Regions from separate parts of the Homo sapiens genome. Here region 1 is linked to region 2. A link is an interaction called in ENCODE POLR2A ChIA-PET data of the cell type or tissue named here. Cell type or tissue: OCI-LY7. All regions are shown on one strand. Links, peaks and the distances in the headings refer to the core of each region. The heading gives the core; the rest is flanking DNA.

Evidence for each region. Peaks named below come from ENCODE experiments on the same cell type or tissue, not always from the same donor. Only the 100,000 strongest peaks of a DNase experiment are listed, where the experiment ranks them.
Region 1: POLR2A ChIA-PET joins it to region 2 with 6 read pairs; 9 of 35 experiments call an interaction of 5 or more read pairs at or near these places.

Annotation. Positions count from the first base shown.
Region 1 is chr14:69,643,002-69,653,899 of GRCh38, reverse strand. The region is part of intron 1 of SUSD6 (sushi domain containing 6); the gene reads right to left. Among named protein-coding and RNA genes, the nearest start is that of SUSD6, 37 kb to the right of the region's middle. RefSeq lists a silencer at 10,194-10,488. In OCI-LY7, for the core only: no CTCF peak of the experiment used is centred there; a DNase peak (open chromatin) is centred at 4,899; H3K4me3 peaks cover 1,308 bases; H3K27ac peaks cover 2,001 bases.
Region 2 is chr14:69,749,171-69,760,068 of GRCh38, reverse strand. No RefSeq gene overlaps it. Among named protein-coding and RNA genes, the nearest start is that of SRSF5, 13 kb to the left of the region's middle. In OCI-LY7, for the core only: no CTCF peak of the experiment used is centred there; no DNase peak of the experiment used is centred there.

The sequences.
Region 1 (10,898 bases), core at 2,692-6,691, 100 kb after region 2:
AATGGGAGAACCCAGCTACTGTGGAGAAAGGGCCACAGTATAAATCTAATCATTTTAAGAAATAATCTGCCTTGAATATAGAATTTAAAAAAACAAGACTTGTCCTTGGATTGTGGCTTTAGTACACCAAGCAAAAAAAAAAAAAAAAAAAAGTTTCACTAGGTATTCATTATCCCTAGAGAAATACTGAGGCTAAAACTTTGTTTAAACAAAAAGAATCCATTTCACTTCAGTATTCCTTTGGCATGTTAGTGACTACTCCTCCTAATTAAAAAAAATTATCACTGAAGAGGAACCTAGAACTAAGCATCAAGTTCAAAACTAGCACTCGGCCATCCTCACAAGGAATATCACATCTGAACTTAGAGCTGAGACAGAGGAGAGGGCCTCAATGACTCAGTCCCACCTCCGCCACCAGCCAGGGAGCTGGTCATGAAGGCTCTCTGCCTTCTGTTTCCACATCTGAAAAAGGCTCTAAGGCCACAGAATTCTTCACCGCTTCTACCCTTCTCTTGCTGTAATCCATCTCTTACCCCAATAGCCGGCTTTCCTCTTCAAAACACAGGTAAGGAGAGTCACCGTTCTGATTTTATTTCTTGGGAACTAGTGCTGCTGCCCCAACACCTGGTGGTAGCAGGAGGCCTCAGCTCGACCGTCAGCCCCAAAAGGGCAGCCTCTCCCACCTCTGTAAACCTAGAATATCAACAGCTGGGTGACTGCCCTACTGAATGTGATGTCGTGGACACTCACTTCCTGTCCGTAAGTTCCTCCAATGAGGAAGAAAACTGCCCTCAAGCCACAGCTCTGACCTTGAGGAAGTCACTTACTTCATCTCTGCCCCTGTTTCCTCATTTGTAAAATGGGGCTGTTACTTGCTTTGACTATCTCCGTAGACTCTGTTGAGGCTCAAAAGGAACAAAATATGAGGAAATGCTTTGTAAACTAGAAACACCTGGGGCTTATGTTTATTGTCTTAGCCAGAAGCCAAGACAGCAGAGGGCTGAGAAATGATGACACGCACGGTGGGCTTCTGGTAAGGGCCTGCAACACAAGCCCAAAGTTCACATGGTTTACTTGCTTGTTGTTGCCACAGATGCTTCCAAGTTAACCCAAGAGCCTGCTAATAAGTTTAAAGGTGCCCTGGAGTCACCTTCAAAAATGGCTCTGGCCTTGGGAGGCAACAGCAGCAGCAGCTAGGGCCAGCCAGGAAACAGCCAGGGCCCAGATCTCCTCAGTCCACGTGCCTGGGGCCCACCCCTGCTGAGAATGCCATAGTCCTGCTGAAGGTGCAAGGTCATCTCACACTATCAAACACTATCAAACACTTCTCCTAAAGGCAAGAGGGGTCTGATTCAGTCAAGCGTGGCTCCCAGGTGCTGCGTGGGTAAAGTCAGACTCCGTTTACATGTAATTTTTATTTTTATTTATTTATTTATTTATTTTTTCCGAGACAGAGTCTCACTCTGTTGCCCAGGCTGGAGTGCAGTGGGAGTGGCACAATCTTGGGTCACGGCAGCCTTTGCCTCCTGGCTTCAAGTGATTCTCGTGCCTCAGCCTCCTGAGTAGCTGGGACTACAGGCGCACGCCACCATGACTGGCTAATTTTTGTATTTTTAGTAGAGACAGGGTTTTGCCATGTCAATCAAGCTGGTCTCTAACTCCTGACCTCAAGTGATCTGCCTGTCTCGACCTCTACATGTAATTTTTAGAACAAATTTTTTCCTAAACCATGGCTCCTCTGTCCATTAGTTAAGAGAGGGAACTGGGATGATAAAACCAACATAAATCCTTTTCTTGCCTCAGACTAATCTAGACAGAGGATAATGGTAGTAGTGGTGAGAGTCCAGAACAACAGAGTTTATTCCTTTAATTAACTATGTTCACCAACCTTGATCCTGCCACATGATGAGAAAGGACAAAGAACAGTTCCAGAAACATGAACAGAAATTAACCCGCTAATTACATTTCAGGTTGTAATGATAACAAGTCCTAACACTTTGAAGTCCAAAGTTCCCCAGAGGGGTGTGATAAGTAAGAGAAATGACTAATACAGCCAAAGCTGCCCAGGCCCTTCCTTAACCTCTCTTTCTTCCCTGCAACATCTCCCCTCTGTACTCCTACTCACCCTGAAATGGCCAGGCTACAGTATCAAAACATATCTAAACACTTATTGGACCTTAATGCCTCCTACCCCCCAAAATTCAGTTATTTATAGATGCCTTCTATCTTCTCCCATTGTGGATCAATGGATTCTTCCAGTCCTACTAACTTCTATATCTTCCCCTTTCCTTTTTGCCACTAACACTTGAGTGCTTCGACAGCCACATATTTTACCGGACTCTGACATCCTTTCAGGCCAGAATATTAACTTATCCATTTCCTTTAATCTCCAGCTCCTACTTGAAAAGGCAAACATCAAACTCCTGTTAAAATCACACAGCCTCCAAATCACAAACATTACCCTCAGCTTTCCTCTTAAGCCACCTAAGCCATTACACAGTGTCAGAGGTTTTTTTGAATTGCTTTGATATTCCCTGCGCCCTTGTCTTCCACCCCCAGAATTGCTCACATCATCTGGGCAACACGCTTTCCCCAACTTCAGACAACAGGAAAGCCAGCAGACACACTACCACCCCACCTAAGTCTTCTCTTTAACAAGTCTCTAGCACCTAACAGCAGGATGACTGCAGCAGGGACCTGATCACAGGACAGGAGGGACAGCCTAGGTCCTAGCCACTGAAAAGCGGTTTGGCCTCAGGCAAGTCAGTGAGTCTTTCTGTCTCAGGGGTGAACCTGGATGATCCCCAAAGGACCTTTCAGCTGTAAGAAAACTGGAATGTCTTCTAGGGAATAGGAGGGGCCCAAAAGTATTTCCTCTAAAAAGTAAGTCAACACAGGCTCTGACTGGAAGGAAGCAACATTAACTCTATCCTCATTGTTCTGACTGAGCAGCACATTCCCCTACATCTTCCCAAGACGGATCCCTACCATCCATATCCCTCTGCATTGCAGCAAACCCAGGACAGTCCACTTTCCCTTTAGGGTTTAATCAATCCATCAGCACATTTGTATGGACTATCCGTACACAGTGTTCCTAAAATGCTTTCAAAAAATAACACATCTTAACAACAACAACAACAACAACAAAACCCAGCCTCTGCACACTGCAGAGATACAGGGGCCCAGGGAGAAAGGGAGAAAAGATGCAAGAGAGAAGGCAAGAGAGAACAAATAAGACCAGACAGAAAAAGAGGGGGGAGGAGGCAAAGTGCCTGTGAGCAGGAACAAAGCCTGTCGTAAGTTCCTGACCTGAAGGTAGGAAACCCCTTCTCCAAACCCAGCTTCAACATGACTGAGGGGCCAACCTTGGACAAGCACTTTGCTTCCATGCCTGTTTTCTCATCAGTAAAACAGAACACTTGAACTATGTATCTCTCAGGGAGGCCAGTATCATGGAAAAATTATGGCAGATACTATCAATTGGGTGGTCTAGGGCAATTGGGTGGTCTAGGTACAGTCGCCGTCTGTAAACTGGATAAATGATACCCACCTCATTGGGTTGCTGTGCAGTGAAATTAAGACAAACGTGAGACATGTAGGACGATGTATGAAACAGTGGGTGCTCAAATTCATGCTGGCTAAGCCCCTTCCTGTTCTAACAGGCCGTGACTGACCCCCACTAGACTCCCCAAAGGGCACTGTTTCAGCTGGTTTGGAAACACTGCCTGAGACTAGGCTCAAAACACAATGTTAGTTTAGACAAGAGAACAGCCAACAGGTTAAACAAGTGAGCCTCCCACATTCTTTCCCATCAAATTCTAAAAATTTTTTAAAGCACTTAGCACTACCTCCCCTCCAAATTAAACAGCTATTGTTTGTGACTATCCTAAAATAATATTAGTTTCTGGCAGACTAAGGGAATATACACATACACACACTCATTACCTCATTAAATAGGTGGAATTAGCCCCATTTTACAGATAAATGGAATTCAAGAGGCCTGGAAGTCTTTCCTCCTCCTGCTTCCCTAATAGGGCTCCCTGCTCTTTTGTTTTCCAAATAAAAGGTCAAGCTTAGTTCCCATCTTAGTTTGGGGAGAATTTCTCAGTTCAGCCCAAAGGCATGGAAGGCTCTTCCAAACCCTCAGCATCCCTGCCTGGACCAGGAATAGGACAGTCAATCATATCCCTCCCCGAAGGCCACTCACAGTTATTTAACTTTTGTATGCTGCATTTCCGCAGGTAATAAACTCCTGCAGAGACCACCAATTCTCTGCCCCCAAGTGCTCAACAATACTTCTCGAGTGAATGAGAAAAAAAGATAAACTCACAAGATATAATTTGTATAGAAAAATACAAAATGGCAAAATAACAGCATGTATAAAACAAGAGGGAAAAGATTATATAAATCCTGAAATTTTGGCCAGGTAGCAAAACAGATGCTTGGCAGAGGCGACTGTAATTGGTTCCTAGACCCTAGAGATATATCTCATGTGTCATCACATCTCTCTGCTTGGTTCCCATCAGGGCTGAGTGGAACAGGCTTCAATACCCAGTTGGCAAATAAAGTCCGGGAAGCCGATTTGCTAAAGCTGACTTCTTAGGGCTCTGTGTCTCCAATGACTATACTGCAATTCAGCTAATATTTACTGGCTGTCTTCTATGCAAGGCTTGGGTGATCATAGAGATGAATTGGGGCACAGTTCAATTCTTACTCTCAAGGAATTCACAACTTACGTGAGAGGAATTATGTTTATCTATATAACACTGTCAAATTGTTACTAGGGCCCCAAAGAAGGTTTTTTAAAAAGTGCTATGAGAACACAGAGGACACAGGAACAAAGACTTCTGATGGGAGTAGGGAGAAGTGAAAGAGAAAGCTTTGAGTTGGACCTTGAACCCATGCACAAATTTAGAGCTCCCAGGACAGTGTTTTGCATGCACAGTGCTACTTACAAAGAAAGATAAAGAAATGGAAGAACAACTCACCAAAAGGATGGCAGAGAGAGGAGGGAAAAAAAACTTAATTTTGTCTGCCTACAGTCACTGAATGCTGCTGTCTGGTAACAAAAAATGTCTGTCTGTCTATATACCTTCACTCAAAGAATGTTTAGGAGCTAAATTTTGGTATTCCGAGTACTTACAGCTATGCAGGAAACACCTCCTCCAGGTCAAAAATAGCAAACCCTAGAGAGCTGGCTGATGCAGTTATGTTTACTTTTTACCATCTCTGTGGATCGTTTTCCAAAGGCCTGGGAGTGGGATGGTATAAACAGGTCTGTGTCACTTCCTGGTTCTCAGGCCTTCTGCTACATTCCCAGTCAGTCTGGGAAAGCTGCCTATTTAAAAATAAACTTTAAAAACTCACCAAAAACCCCAACTCTAAACCATCCTTCCCTCTATTTCATTCAATTTTACTGAAATTAAAAGGATAGTGAGAAATAAGACAAAAATGACCAGAGAAAGTGAGTTCTCAGGTCAAAACAAAAAATAGGTGCTCAACTGAGCTCAAGGTCAAGAGACTTGGATTCTACTTGTGTTTCTCCTTTAACTGGAAAACTTGACCTTGAACAAGGAGGCTGCTTCATCTCTCTGCGTGATAGCTACTTCAGCATTCTCTTTACCTCAATGTAGTTATCCAAGCTTTCCGGACCTCTATTTCCTTTCTATAAAATGGTACTTAATAATGCCTATCTCACAGGGATATTTTAAGTATTATATGGGGAAATATATATAAAGTACATAGCATAGTGCCTGTGACTTAGTAAGTCATCAAAAATAGTAGTTACTATTATATTCATCACCATCTATCATTATTATTGTCATCATCATCTGAAAATGCAGGGCTGGACCAGACGATCTCTACTTGAAGAGCTTCTCTGGTTCCAAATCCTGATATCCTGATTCTTTATTTTTTTTTTCCTGAGATGCTCTGTCGCTCAGGCTGGGGTGCAGTGGCGCAATCTCGGCTCACGGCAACCTCTGCCTCTCGGGTTCAAGTGATTCTCACGCCTCAGCCACCCGATTAGCTAGAAGTACAGGTGTGCGCCACCAAGCCCGACTAATTTTTGTATTTTCAGTAGAGACAGGGTTTCACCATGTTGGCCAGGCTGGTCTCAAACTTCTGGTCTCATGTGATCTGCCTGCCTTGGCCTCCCGAAGTGCTGGGATTACAGGCGTGAGCCACTGTACCCAGCCCAAATCCTGATTCTTTAAGTCACTTTCTCCTTTTTTCCTTTTTTTTTTTTCCAGGGGGTTGGACAGCAAGAAAAGGGAGATAAACTTGGCAAAACGGTTAAATACACATCCTCAGCCTTTATGTTAGAAATACTAGCATACAATTAGGACATCCATTAGTGAGTGAAATGGGGCATATTACTTCCCCCAGCAGAAAAGCTTTGCCTATTTCTTGCATTAAATCCGTAGCATTGTGGCAAGTTCACCAACACACTATCTGTACTCCCATGAGCACCATGGACAACCCCACCCCCACTCCACCAGCCAGCACAATTTGACTTCACCCACCTCACCTCTAACTGTATAAACAAACTTCTCAGCAGTTCCTTAGAGAGCCCTAAAAGATAGCAGAGTGACCAATCCACCCCTTTCTAATAATGACTAATCCTTCCAACAAAGTATTTATCTTTCAAAAGAGTCTTCCTGATATAATTTCAGTGTGGCCAAAAATCAAATGACCTTCCCAAAAGTTAGTGTAACCAGGAGCATTCAGCTTCACCAAGGCCAAGGTACTTAATTGTAATTAAATTTGGATGAAATAAACAAACATTTTCATCCATCCATCCATTCATTCATTCAGTGCCTGTGATGTGCCAAATGCTATAGAATATATCAAAAACTAATAGGATGAGGTGAGTGAGAACAATAAAGGATGATGCCTGGGGCTGGGCACTGTGGCTCATGCCTGTAATCCGAGCACTTTGGGAAGCCAAGGCGGGCGGATCACGAGGTCAGGAGTTCGAGACCATCCTGGCTAACATGGTGAAACCCCGTCTCTACTAAAAATACAAAAAATTAGCCGGGCATGGTGGCGGGTGCCTGTAGTCCCAGCTACTAGGGAGGCTGAGGCAGGAGAATGGTGTGAACCTGGGAAGCAGAGCTTGCAGTGAGCCAAGATTGCACCGCTGCACTCCAGCCTGGGCGACAGAGTGATACCCTGTCTCAAAAAAAAAAAAAAAAAAAGATGGAAAAAAAAAAGCCTAAGTTTTTGGCCTAAGTAACTGCATAAATGGTAGAAGCTACCACAGGAGAAAAAGAATACAGGTGAATAAGCAGGTTTGGTCAGGGAACATAATGAATTTCATTCAGATTATTCTTTAATATGTTGAGCTGGGGTACCTGAGGGATAACTGGTAGAAAGGTCTAGCAGGCAAATTAGAAATGAATGTGAAACCCTATAGAGCACTCTGAGCTTGGGATGTAGCCCTGGAGTGATGTAGCCCTGGAGTGATCAACCTGTAAGTGACAGTTGAAACCATGCAAAATAGATGAGCTCACCTAGGAAAGAGGACAGGTTGAGAAGAAAGTTAAGGACAGAATCCTAGGGAGAATGCTAACTTATAATGGGCATACTGAGGAAGGAAAGCCTATGAGAGATACTCCAAAAGGTACATGGAAACCAGGGGCATGTGCAACACAGATGTCAAGAGAGAGACAGAGAGACTCAAGGAAAACATGAGAAGTGGCAGATACAGCAAAGGCCCAGAAAGACGAAGACTGAAAAAGGCCCACTGGATCTGGCCACTAGGAAATCACTGGTGACCTAATCAAGAACAGTTTTATCGGAGTGGTGAAGGCAGATTATATCAAATTTAACATGAATTAAAAGTGGGAGGCCAGGCGCAGTGGCTCACGCTTGTAATCCCAGCACTTTGGGAGGCCAAGGCGGGCGGATCACCTGAGGTCAGGAGCTCCAGACTAACCTGGCCAACACGGTGAAACCCCATCTCTACTAAAAATACAAAAATTATCCAGGCGTGGTGGTGCACACCTGTAGTCCCAGCTACTTGGAAGGCTGAGGCAGGAGAATCGCTTGAAGCAGGGAGGCGGAGGTTACAGTGAGCTGAGATCGCGCCATTGCACTCCAGCCTGGGTGACAGAGCGAGATGCTGTCTCAAAAAAAAAAAAAAGTGAGAAAGTGGACGTAATAAGGGCAAAACTATTTGGGGAAGGGAGTGAAAAAGAAGGGAGAAGAAAGACTGGATGATAACTAGAGGGGGTTTGTGTCTTATAAGGTATACCTTCTCAATTAACCCAATGATTTGAGTTAAGGCTTCCTAAATGGTCCAGATAGCTCAGAGACACCCTCCACCTCTTCCATGGAAAGTCTCTCTGAACTAACACTTCCACACTCTGTGTTTAGCAAAAGCTAGGTAAAAGTTGGGGATACAGCTTAAAGTTTCCTGCTTCCTTAGTGTTCAACAACAACAAAGTCTCTCTACCCCATCATCCCCTCCCCTGAAATTGTTACCTCTTCTATAGGATTCATGAATGGAAAAAAAATAGCCTAGTGGCAGGGCCAAAGAGGTGACCTTCCCTAATACATCTGAGGCCTTAAGGTTCTCCATACATATGGTCCCAGTTTCTGCCATTTCCCTCCTTTCTAGTCAGAAACTAACCTGAGTATTTTCCCCTGAGTTTCAGGTTTAGGATTCCAGGGACATGTCTTCACCTCCATCTAATGAAGCTTAACAGCCCCAATGAGGTGCACACTCAAGCCAAACAAGATCCTGTCTTCTGGCTCCAAATATTCTCCATCTTGTGTAACTTCCAGGAAGCCTCCTAATTTATAACCAAACCATGATTCCTCCTGTCCTCTTCATCATAAATTACCCAAGCTTCCTGTAAGCTGTCAAGGTGGGACTGTGAGGTACAAGCAAAAATGAGAAGTAGGAACTTGCCCACTGTTCCTTCCCTTTGATTAGCCCCATGCCCCTGCCGCCACCTATACCCTTACCTCACCTTCTAATTGTACAAAGTCCCTCTGCCAAGGTCTATATGTTCTAGTTCTAGCTCCAGTCATACTTCCAGTTCCCTGCATGTGGGGCCCTAAATCAGGAATCAAGGAGTTTGCTTAAACTAATTAACATAAAGGAGAGTCCTTCAAACGTCCAAATAGAGATTCCAAAAGTAATCCAAATTAGGCAAAGTTCAGACAAAGGCACCAAATGAATAACTTTATAAAATCCAGGCAAATCAGATGAGGACACGTCCTGAGAAATAATTAATTTTTTTTTTTTTTGAGACGGAGTCTCACTCTGTCGCAAGGCTGGAGTGCAGTGGCATAATCTTGGCTCACTGCAACTTCCTGCTTCAAGCGATTCTCCTGCCTCAGCCTCCCGAGTAGCTGGGACTACAGGCACACGCCCCCAAGCCCAGCTAATTTTTCTATTTCTAGAAGAGACAGGGTTTCACCATGTTGGCCAGGATGGTCTCGATCTCTTGACCTCGTGATCCGCCAGCCTCAGCCTACCAAAGTGCTGGGATTACAGGTGTGAGCCACCGTGCCCAGCCATAATTAATTAATTAATTCAGGCAACATTCTGGAATATGTTAAAAGGGATTATGATAAACACAGAGAAGATGAAGAAGAAACATCATAAATTAATGAGAGAATTTGATATTTCCCTCCAGACAGGGCTTATGAACTCATTCCTAACATGCTTCTTTCTTAAGGAACTCAGTGACTATTCAACACATACATTGGGCACCTACATGTACGAGATTCCTTGAGAGGTAAAGGAAGCATACGCCCTTAAGAGTTTACGGTCTACTGTATATTGTGTATATATATAAGACACAAACACAAATAATTACAACATGAGGTACAAAGTGAAAAGTCATGGGAGATATACAGCCAACGTGTCAAAGATAAAACAGGAAGATAAGCTGGAGTCCAGAAGAGGGAAGTGACAGAGAAAATTACAGGGTCAATCAATGTAGTCTAGTGAATAGTACATAGTCTCTGGAGTCACACAAAAGGGAATTCAAATCCTGACTCTACCTCTAGCTTCTCACAGGGCCTAGGTATGCTGCTTTACTGTTGTGAGCCTCTGTTTGTCACATATAAAATTGAGGTAACAGACCTATACTTCATGGAATTACAGAGTCAATGAGTCACACATTTTTGAAATTGAATATAGTATCTGGCACAGAATAAGGCCAGGTAAAATGGAGGTGCTCACCCACACACAGAGACTTAATGCTCTCTTCCCTCCCCACACACGGCTGTCTGGGCCTGACTCATGAATAGGCAGACAGCCAAGCACCTGCTGTTTGCTCACCAATTCTGACTAGTTAGTTCAGTTGTTTGCCCAGGTTTAATGGGACCATGATCAGGAGGTACAGGAAGAAGACTCAAAGTGTATTTGTGTCACATGCATGTCAGGATGCACAGAATCTTCTGCTAGAAGGTGCAGCATTAGAATATGGGTAAAGTTACAGATTATACCACGTTCAGCAAGATACTGGCTATACTATTCTTTTGGACATAGCAGGTGCCAGATAAATATTTGGCAAACTGACATGATGTGAATCTGGCTGAATTACCATAAGATTTGTCTAAATGATCCATGTTTCAATAAGTGAACACAGAAGGAAAAGACATCCAAGGTTAATACCTGATTTGAGGGACAGCTGAGGAATATCTACCTCTAGTCATGGTGGAATAATGGGGACTCAACTTATTCTCCTTCCCTAAACAACTGAAAAACCAGATAAAATAACGGTTTTCAGACATTGGACAACAGGCAGCACAGGGCAGTAATCCTTGAGAAATGGGGGAAAAAACGCAGTGAGCCCTACTACTGCCCCACTTAACTCCCTTGAGAGTTTCCAGACCATAGGGTAGGGCAGAGAAACCTGAAAGAGTTCAGCAATGTC
Region 2 (10,898 bases), core at 4,678-8,677:
GTGACCAGGAAAGGCCCAGCATCTCCATCATTAGCACATAAAACTAAGACAGCTTCTGGGTCTAGGTCTGGGGCATATAGCTACCTTGATCAGGCTGGGTATAGTCCACTCTCATGGCTTCTGCTGTCCTAATTCCTGATTAAGCCTCATGAGCTCCCAGCCAAAGACTCTATTCATAATGTCAGGGTATATTGTATAAATAGCTGAGTGTTGCTTAAAACAGAAGCAAGGAAAAAAGAAGCTGAAGGTGGACATTAGGAGGATGGTAGTAGATCTTAACTACCATGTTAATGAGCTTATACTCTACCCAGTGGGCACCAAGTAGATGCCACAAGGTTTTACACAAGAGATAACATGATCAGATTTATGTTTTAGGCGGGAAAGGCTGCGTGGGGGACGGTGGCCAAAACCAGTTAGGACTCTTTATGTAACAAGGAACAGAATCCCAGTATAACCACCTTAAGAAAAGTTTTGGCTGGGTGTGGTGCCTCATGCCTGTAATCCCAGCACTTTGGGAGGCCAAGGCAGTCAGATCACCTGAGGTCAGGAGTTCAATACCAGCCTGGCCAACATGGTGAAACTGTGTCTCTACAAAAACACAAAAGCTAGCTGGGCATGATGGTGGGTGCCTGTAATCCCAGCTACTTGGGAGGCTGAAGCGGGAGAATTGCTTGAACCTGAGAGGTGGAGGTTACAGTGAGCTGAGATTGCACCATTGCACTCCAGCCTGGGCGACAGAGTAAGACTCTGTCTCAAAAGAAAAAAAAAAAGTTGTATTTGTTGGTTAGTATAACTGAACATTTTATACACAGGCACACTGTGGGCTTGGCTTGATACAGAGTTCAAGTGGTGTCTACAGCATCCATCTCTCGGCTCTGCTTCCCCTGAGAATCAGCTTCATTCCCAGGCTGGTTCACCTTGCGTTGGCAAAATGCCTGTAGTTCTAGCCTCATGGCCTCACACCACGTAGGCCAGAGGAGGAGAGTGCGTCCCTTCCAGGAGCTTCTGTTGAAGCTTCTTAGATCCTTTCCAGAACTCCAGCAAATACTTCCTGATGTCACTGGCTTTCTGTGGGGTTATCTGCTCATCGCTGAGTCTATCACTAAGGCCAGAGCGACTGTATCTCAGTCAGTTTGGGCTGCTATAACAAATTACCATAGACTGGATGACTTCAGTAACAAGCATTTATTTCTCACTGGTTCTGGAGGCTGGAAATCTAAGATAAGGGTCTCACCATGGTTGGGTTGTAGGTGAGGGCCTTCTTCCTGGTTATGGCCTCACATGGCTTTTTTTGGTGCATGCACAGAAAGACAGAGAGAAAGCCTCTACCTCCCAGGCTCAAGCTATCCTCCCACTCCAACCCTCCAGAGTAGCTTGGTCTACAGGGGTACACTACCATGCCCCGCGAATTTTGTTTATTGTTTTTTAGAGACGAGGTCTCACTATGTTGCCCAGGCTGGTCTCAAACTCCTGTGCTCAAGCAATCCTCCTGCCTTGGCCTCCCAAAGTGCTGGAATTACACCTAGTATGAGCCACCACGCCCAGCCTCTTCCTCTTTTTTAAGGGCATTAATCCCATAGGGCCCCACACTCATGACCTCATCTAACCCCACTTACATCTCAAAAGCCCCACCTACAAATACCATCATATTGTGGATTAGGATTTCAACATGTGAATTTTGAGGGGACACAGCATTCAGTCCACAGCAGAACGGATGCGCTGATCAGCATTAGCCAGTCAGGACCTATGCTATAAATGGGGACCTACATCAGAAATGAAGGAGGGGCAGCCCCACTCATACTATAGCTTGGCAATGTGGGAGGGGTTGTTTCCCAAAGGAAAATCAAGTGATTGTTTTACCAAAAGAGTGAATTGACATTGTGGTGGCCAAACCCCAAAGTGACCCCTAAGGATCCTCACATGCTGGTCTTCACACACACCCTCCCACATGCACTAAGTTTATTCTATGTAACCAATAGAATATGGCTGAAGTGAAAACGTTGGCAATTAGGTTTTAAAAAACTATGACTTTCCTCTCTCTCTCTCTCTCTCTCTCTCTCTCTCTCTCTCTCTCTCGCAAACACACACACACACACAAATGTATACATTACTCACTTGAGGAGAAGCCAGCTGCCATGTTATGACACTCAGACAACCTATGCAGAGGCTGACTGAAGCCTCCAGCCAACAGCTAGCAAGGAAAGAGTCCTGCCCACACCATGTGAGTGAGCTTGGAAGCAGAGTCTCCAGCCCCAGTCGAGCCTTGAGACGATGGTGGCTCCAGCTGACAGCTTGACTGTAACCTCACAAGCAACCCTGATGCTGAACCATCCCACTAAGGTGCTCCCAGATTCCTAACCCCCAGAAACCACATGAGATAATATGTTTGCTGGTTAAATTGGGGGGTAATTTGTCACACAGCAATAGGTAACTAACCCAGACGGTGAGGCAAAAATAGTTGTGCATTAAGTCAATCGTGGGATTGATGGGGCAGCAGCAAAGGGTGGAGACAAATTGGAGAAATATTGAGAGGACCAAGTATAACAACTTGGTGATCAATTTGACATAATAGATAAAAGAGAGATAAGAATAAAATTTCAAGCTGGGCACAGTGGCTCATGCCTGTAATCCCAGCACTTTGGGAGGCCAAGGCAGGCAGATTGCATGGGCCCAGGAGTACAAGACCAGCCTGGGCAACATGGTGAAACCCCATCTCTATAAAAACTACAGAAAAATTAGGCTGGCATGGTGGCACACACCTGTAGTCCCAGCTACTGGGGAGGCTGAGGTGGGAAGATCGCTTGAGCCCAGGAGGCAGAGGTTGCAGTGAACCAAGATTGCACCACGGCACTCCAGCCTGGGTGATAGAGTGAGACCCCATCTGAAAAAAATTTTTTTATTTAAAAAAGAATAAAATTGCACTTCCAGGCTGGAGTATGGGTATGTAGCATGGGTGCAATAGAGGGGTCAGAGAATAGAGAATGAACAGGTAATGCCCACGAGTCCACTCAGGCTCATTGATTTGGAAGTTTCTGGGCCATCCTAGGAGAAGATTCCGTCAGGCAGTAGGATGCATACGTCTAAAGCATAGGAGACAAATATGAGCCATTTTTTTTTTAAGTTGAGAAAAATCCCCATATATGTGACAGTTGATACCACGAAAACAGATAAAGTCACCCAGGTTTTTGTTGAGGCAAAGATTTGAAGGGAGAGCTCGGCACAATGGCTCATACCTATAATCCTAGCTACTTGGGGGGCTGAGGCAGGAGGATCACTTGAGTCCAGGACTTCAAGACTAGCCTGGGCAACATGACGAGACCCAGTCTCTGAAAATATTTTAACATTTTAGAAATTAAAAATAAATTGTTTTTTAAAAATTCAAGATGTGGAGGGAGTATTCTGTGCACAGATTAAGAATGTGTTTGCCTTGGAAGGAGCCTTCTAATGACCAGCGTGAAAAGGGCCATGAGCCCAGAAGAGCACACGTACAAATACTATGGGGGTGAGAATTCAAGGGAGATAAGCCGACCAAAGGCTTATAATCAGGGCTGGGACTAAGGATCACAGGAATATGATTAACTTGCCTTAGAATTCAGACAGAACCCTGGCACAATTGGTTTGTGTCCACTCTTGACCTGGTACATTTGTATATGTCAGTGTGGCTCACATGCTATGGATTAGTCCATCAAAAACACATTCCTGCTTTATTGCATTTTACATTTAATTTTAAATAAATGCTCCTTTTGGTTGTTATTACAAGGCATGTTAAGTGCATATTTAGTGTTTTGTTCTGGAAGCCATTTGCCAACCATGACCTGGTCTGACATCTGGGCCACAGTCACCACTGCTCAAATGTATGCCTTTCTCTAAATTTCTGTAGCACTTTATGCTTGTACATCTCCTCTAGCAGTTATCACAGACTTCCTTGGAATGTGATTATTTGTAGACAGATTATAAATTCTTTGATGTTAGAGACCCTGTTTTACAGATCTTTGCACCCTTCTCAGTGAGAAGCACAGTTTCCTGCTCATAATAAGTTGTAAACAAGTGTGCAAACCAGCTTGTACAGGACGTCACTTGGACTGGCTGATCAGTGCCACTCCCTGTCCTTGGATAATGTCATGTGCTGTTCTCATGGTTAAACTCTCTTAAGCAGCTATGTCTCTGCTGTCTAAAGCTACCCCTACTCATTACTAATTGTCTCATCATAGAACAATGCGTTTCTGTCTACCCTATGAATTTGCAGTTTTGAACTGAGAGGCCCAAAGGTGAAGCATCTTAATGACAGCAGGTGAGAAGAAAGGTGGCTTTCCCATCTGTGGCTGAAGTACCCAGGGCTGCCCTTGTACCAGCACCTCCTAAAATTGGGTTGTTTAAACCTCCCAGATCTCATGAGATGCCCCCAGCACCTTCCACTAATTTCCTCTCTCTGCTTAAGATGGCTCAAGTTGGCTTCTGTAACTTGAGAGCAAAATAGCTTAACATACAACATGATCCAGTGTAAGCAATCAAAAATGGATTTATTGTTAAGGATTCAGAAGTGTCTCATGAAATCCAAAGGTCAGAATGTGCTCAGGCCTGAGGAGGAGTCTGAAACAGGAAGTGGGAACTGTCAAGAACTCAGATACATACAATTTCCACCTCCCTCCTCTGTTTTTTTATGTCATTTGCTCACCTCCTGCAGCTTGGCTTTCCTTGCCTCTCAATCCATATGGGAGAAGATGACCACACCCTATCACCCAGTTTTCATATCCCTTCCATTCAAAAGTAGATCCCAGCCGGGTGCAGTGGCTCACACCTGTAATCCCAACATTTTGGGAGGCCAAGACAGGAGGATCACCTGAGGTCAGGAGTTCAAGACCAGCCAGGCCAACATGGTGAAACCCCGTCTCTACTAAAAATACAAAAATTAGCCAGGCATGGTGGCAGGCGCCTGTAATCCCAGCTACTCGGGAGGCTGAGGTGGGAGAATTACTTGAACCTCGGGGGGCGGAGGTTGCAGTGAGCCGAGATCACACCACTGCACTCCAGCCTGGGCAAAGAGCAAGACTCTGTCTCACAAAAAAAAAAAAAAAAAAAAAGGTAGATCCCAGAATGAGCATGTGAGTCTCAATTCCAAGTTCCCTGGAAAGGAAAACCTGATTGGCCCCGTTTAGGTAAGGTGTCTATTCTGGTCCAATCAAAGATGAGGTCACATGGTACAAACATGGCTGCCAAAGAGCTCACCTCATAGATGAGGATGATGTTTCTCAGTATTATTGTCAACAAAGGTGAAATCCCAAATGTTGAATAAACAAGCAGCTCCATTTCAAAATGGCCCTGACTGCCCTAGATTAAATTCCCAAGCACCCACCAACCTTTCACCAAAGCAGGCCAAACCCGCTTTATCTTCCAGCACTAGGCCCTGCTTTGGCAAAGACATGTGAAACCGTCTTATCTGCCTGGGTCATGCCTATCTTCCTTGCATGATTAGGCACAAGAAGATTTCCTAATGGTTACCTACTGTAATTGTAACATTCAGGAATAATTGGAGGGCTGATACATGCCCAGGTACTGTTCAAGGAGTTCCATAGGCTTCTTTCATTTGACCCCCTCAACAGCCCTAAGAGAGGTACTGCTAATCCTGTTTTACGGTAGAGGAAATATATTTTGAGAAGTTTCTTTCCCAAGCTCAATAACTATTAGTGACAGTGTAGGATTCAAGCCCAAGAGCTCTTCCAATGGGCCAAGGTCAACTCTGGGGTGGAATGGAGGAGTGAACAGAGTGGAGTTGAGCGCCTTGGCCAGGGAAGCAGAGGCTAAAATGGAAACCGAGTTTAGGCTGAGGGGCTCAGACACTGTGGATGCCCTGCTTAGTTTCTGAGGCACTGACACTCCCCACAGCCCTAACTCAGCACATGCCTATCTTACTCAACCTTCCCCAGTAAAATAGGGCTAATAAGGAGCAGAGTAGCATGATGATTACAGTGATTTATCTTTTGAGTCTCAAAGCATTTTATAAGCATTTCCTGTCCTGGGCAGATTTAAAAGATAGACCAAATTTAGACCACATACCCATAATAATAACTCACATTTATCAAGTGCTTACTGTTCCTGACACATGCTCAGAACTTTGCATTAAACCACCTACTTCCCCAAAACACAACAAGCTTTCATAAGAGGAGACTGAGGCTTAGAAAATAACTTCCAGGCAGGGTGTGGTGGCTCACGCCTGTAATCCCAGCACTTTGGGAGGCTGAGGCAGGCAGATTGCTTGAGCTCAGGAGTTTGAGATCAGCCTGGGCAACATGGTGAAACCCCATCTCTACAAAAAATTAGTCAGGCGTGGTGGCACGTGCCTGTAGTCCCAGCTACAGGGGGGCTGGGATGGGAGGATTGCTGCCGAAAGAAAGAAAAAAGGAAGGAAAGAAAGAAGGAAAGAGAGAAAGGAAGGAAGGAAGGAAGGAAGGAAGGAAGGAAGGAAGGGATGGATCCAAATTTCAACAGCAAGTATGCATTCGAACCCAAGCATTTTATCCCAAAGAGCCTCAAACTTTTACTATGTTTCAAACAAATAAATATTGGAGGTAGGGCTGAGCACAGTGGCTCATGCCTGTAATCCCAGCACTTCGGGAGGCCAAGGTTGGAGGTTTACTTGAGCCCAGGAGTTTAAGACCAGCCCAGGCAACATAATGAGACCTCACCTCTACAAAAAATTCAAAAATTAGTCAGGCATGGTGGTCTGTACCTGTGGTCTCAGCTACTCAGGAGGCGGAGATGGGAGGATCGCTTGAGCTCACAAGGTCGAGGCTGCAGTGAGCTGTGATCGTGCCACTACATTCCAGCCTGGGTAACAGAGTGAGACCCGGTCTCAAAAAAAAAAAAAACTCTAGATGTAGGCTGAATAAAAACTTAAGGACATATCCAGAGAAGTTTAAGAAAGGAATTTGCTACACAAGAGGAAATAAGGCCAAGGAGACATTCTCTCTAAAGGGAAAAAGCAGAATGGCAAGGCAGCTCTGGGTTATGAAAAGCAGCTTCCACCTCCTCTCCAGGAGGTCAAGGTTATCTTTACATCAAGCTCTTAACCATGGCACCTGCTCTGCTCAGCATGCCTGTGTGTGAATGCCTGGGGTATGTGAACCCCTGGGGAACACAGCATGACTTTCCAAGGGGTACTTGGAATTCCATTTTAAGGGACCCACCTACTATTCTAGATCCTCCACTTTGAAAAGAACTCTTTCCTAATTTGATTTGATGGTGAACTCTCCCGTGGTCCAGGTGTCTCTTTTTTTTTGAGACAGAGTCCCACTCTGTCACCCAGGCTGAAGTGCAGTGGTGCAATTTCCACCTCCCTGGTTCAAGTAATTCTCATGCCTCAGATTCCTGAGTAGCTGGGATTACAGGCGCACACTACCATGCCCAGCTAACTTTTGTATTTTTAGTAGAGATGGGGTTTCATCATATTCAAGGCCAGGGTGATCTTGAACTCCTAGTCCCAGGTGATCTGCCTGTCTCAGCCTCCCAAAGTGCTGGGATTACAGGCATGAGCTACTGCGCCTGACCCAGGTATCTCCTTTTTAACAGCCCTTTCCCCTCCAGACAGAGATTCAAGATGACTGAGAGGTTACCTTTCTTTTTGTCAGATGATAAAGAAGCACCTCAGAGGCCCCAAACAAAGGGACAATTGGAAATATTGGGTGGCATTGAGAAAGCCAGTGAGTCTCATGATAAGATAACAAATCCTTTCAGAAATCAAATGGTTTTCAATCTTTTTGCTTGTTTTGGAGACAAGGTCTTGCTCTGTCACCCAGGCTGGAGTGCAGTGGCACAATCATGGCTCACTGAGCCTCAACCTCCAGGGCTCAAGCGATCCTCCCCCTTCAGCCACCTGAGTAGCTGGGACTACAGGTGCCTGCCACCATGCCCAGCTAAAAAAAAAAAAAAAAAAAAAAAAAAAGACAGACATAACCAAGTTGCTGGCTAATGTATCAAGTATAATTTTTTATCATTCAAGGAATTTTAAAAATCGAGTGACATTGCTGTAATAAAACTCTATCCATCCCCACATACTTGTTTATATTAATATAAACGTTCCTTAGCACTTTCATGTATAAATATCTTTCTCCCAATGAACATTATTTATCCACAGTTGTATTTTAAAAGCTCTATCTACCTCATTAAGAGATGTATTTCTAGTAAAATTACTTTGGAAATGAAATAATTCTCAAAATTTTTATTATGTTTATGTTGTTTTGCTCATAGGAAATTAAAATTCACTATATACATTTAGATATACAATTTTAATGCATAGAATATGAAAGGGAGTTTTAAAACACTTTCAGCTATAAAAACATTATATTGTGATAAAAGTCTGCAGGTGAAGTAGAATGACAATGAGTTCAAATGGAAAAGGAATGATATAAATTTCTGTCATATTAGAGAAACTGGTTTCTATGTATTAAAATGAATCTGCCAGGCGCAGTGGCTCACACCTGTAATCCCAGCACTTTGGAAGGCCGAGGCAGGCAGATCACGAGGTCAGGAGTTCGAGACCAGCCTGGCCAACATAGTGAAACCCGGTCTCTACTAAAAATACAAAAATTAGCCAGGCATGGTGGCAGGCACCTGTAGTCCCAGCTACTTGGGAGGCTGAAGCAGGAGAATCACTTGAACCTGGGAGGCAGAGGTTTCAGTGAGCCAAGATCACACCATTGTACTCTAGCCCAGGTGACAGTACGAGACTCTGTCTCTAAAACAATTTTTTTAAATAATAAAATATAAAAAATAATAAAATAATAAATATAAAAATATATTTTATATTTTATAAAATATAAAAAATAATAATAATAAAATTTAAAAAATAATAAAATGGATCATCATCAGTATCAAATTGTGATGGGGCCAAGCATGGTAGCTTATGCCTATAATCCCAGCACTTTGGGAGGCTGAGGCAGGAGGATCACTTGAGGCCAGAAGTTGGAGCCCATCCTGGGCAACATAGCAAGACCCTGTCTCTTGAAAAAAAGAAAAAAATGGTGACAGTATGCAGGTCTCAAGGGATTTATTTAAAAGAGTGATATAACAGCTTTATTCTGAAATGTCAATACTGTTTTGTTTTGTTTTAGCCTTTTAGCAGCCTGAAGCCAGGGTTTTTAGTTTCTGTCTCTAGTGATAAGCAGAAAAGAGGGATGAGGAAGGGGCTTTACTGGTCCAACCAGAAACAGAAACTAAGAACCCATGACTGTATTCTCTCTTGGACACTTAAAGGGTAGGTGAACAATAAGATTGGAAGAGCACAGGCCTGAGCCAAGGAGCTCAACACACTAACACAGGGAAGTGGGCTTAAAAGGGTGAGTGTTACGGGAGTTACCCTGCCCCAGGGACAGTGTAGACACCTGGCCTCACATTAAATCCTCTCCCTGACTTCCCTCATCAGATGACATTCTGTGAAGCAGATGGCTTTTCTTAAAGGGCCATTTCATGCCCTCTCTTGGGCACCTCTTTCGTTCTTTGCAGTGGGTCACCAAGCCTATAGAAGCACTTTCAAAGTCACTGATTCTCAAACTCAGAGACCCACCAGAGTTGGACCCATTGGAAGGTCTGCTTAACAATGCAATTTCCAGGCCTTCCTTAAACCCATGGAATCAGATTCTCTAAAGTCTTTGAAAGAAACTGTCCCAAACATAAGCTGGAGTAGAGCGCTGTGGTTGGTATAAATAGCTGTTTCTTCCTGGAAGAACTTTGCATTCCCAACAAAACAACTGAGCAAATTTTTAAGAGACTTTAATGGTTTTAAGATCCCTTTCTAGGAGCCTCATCCAGCTACGTGTGGCCTTGGGAGGAGCCTAATGACCTTTCACCAATTCTAGAAGGGCTCTGATAATCTTTAACCAGACATTCTTTTTTTTCTCCCTGGTCTCTAGTCTAGCAATGATTATCTAAACTAGAACTGTCCAATAGCAACATAATGCAAACCACAGATGCAAGTGATACCCTGGTTTCTCCTGCCTCCTGAACAAATATTCCTGAGAAACACAACTGCCAAACTGTCCTTGCTTCACTGTGACACTCAATCCAGAGCTGCTCCTGCTTCCCCTTGTTCCATTCCCAAATCATTCAGCATAAGCTCCAAACCCTATAAAAATCTTTCCCCACTTCCTTATGAGGAGATGCCCAGGGATGGTCATAGTATGTGTCTTTCCTTATCACCCTAACTTTTTAAACTGTGGGTTTGTTGGCCAGGTGCAGTGGCTCATGCCTGTAATCCCAGCACTTTGGGAGGCCGAGGCGGGCAGATCACCAGGGGTCAGGAGTTCAAGACCACCCTGGCCAACGTGGTGAAACCATATCTCTACTAAAAATACAAAAATTAGCCAGGCACGCCTGTAGTCCCAACTACTCGGGAGGCTGAGACAGGAGAATTGCTTGAACCCAGGAAGTGGAGGCTGCAGTGAGACTGAGATCACACCACTGTACTTCACCCTGGGTGACAGAACGAGACTCCATCTCAAAAAATAAATAAATAAATAAATAAATAAACTATAGGTATGCACCAGTGGGGTTTAATGGGTCTTATCACAACACTGTGAAGTAGAATGATGTTATCCCCATAGTAAAGATGAAGACTCTGAGTCAAGTAATGTGTTTAGATCACAACTATACATGGTAGAACCTGGTTATGAAGCCAGGCTACCTAAAAATAGCAGCCATGGCCCAGTCCACCATGCACAGCTGGCCACCAACTTGGATGTAAATGTGACACGGACTAGTTAGAAGAGTGATCCAGAAATTGAAGTGTGCACAAGAATCACCTGCAGCAGCTGTTAAAAGGCAGATTTCCAGGAACCCACCCCACTCCCCACCAGCAGTTAAAGCAACTTTTCAGACACACTGATTACAAATACATGTCAAAGTTT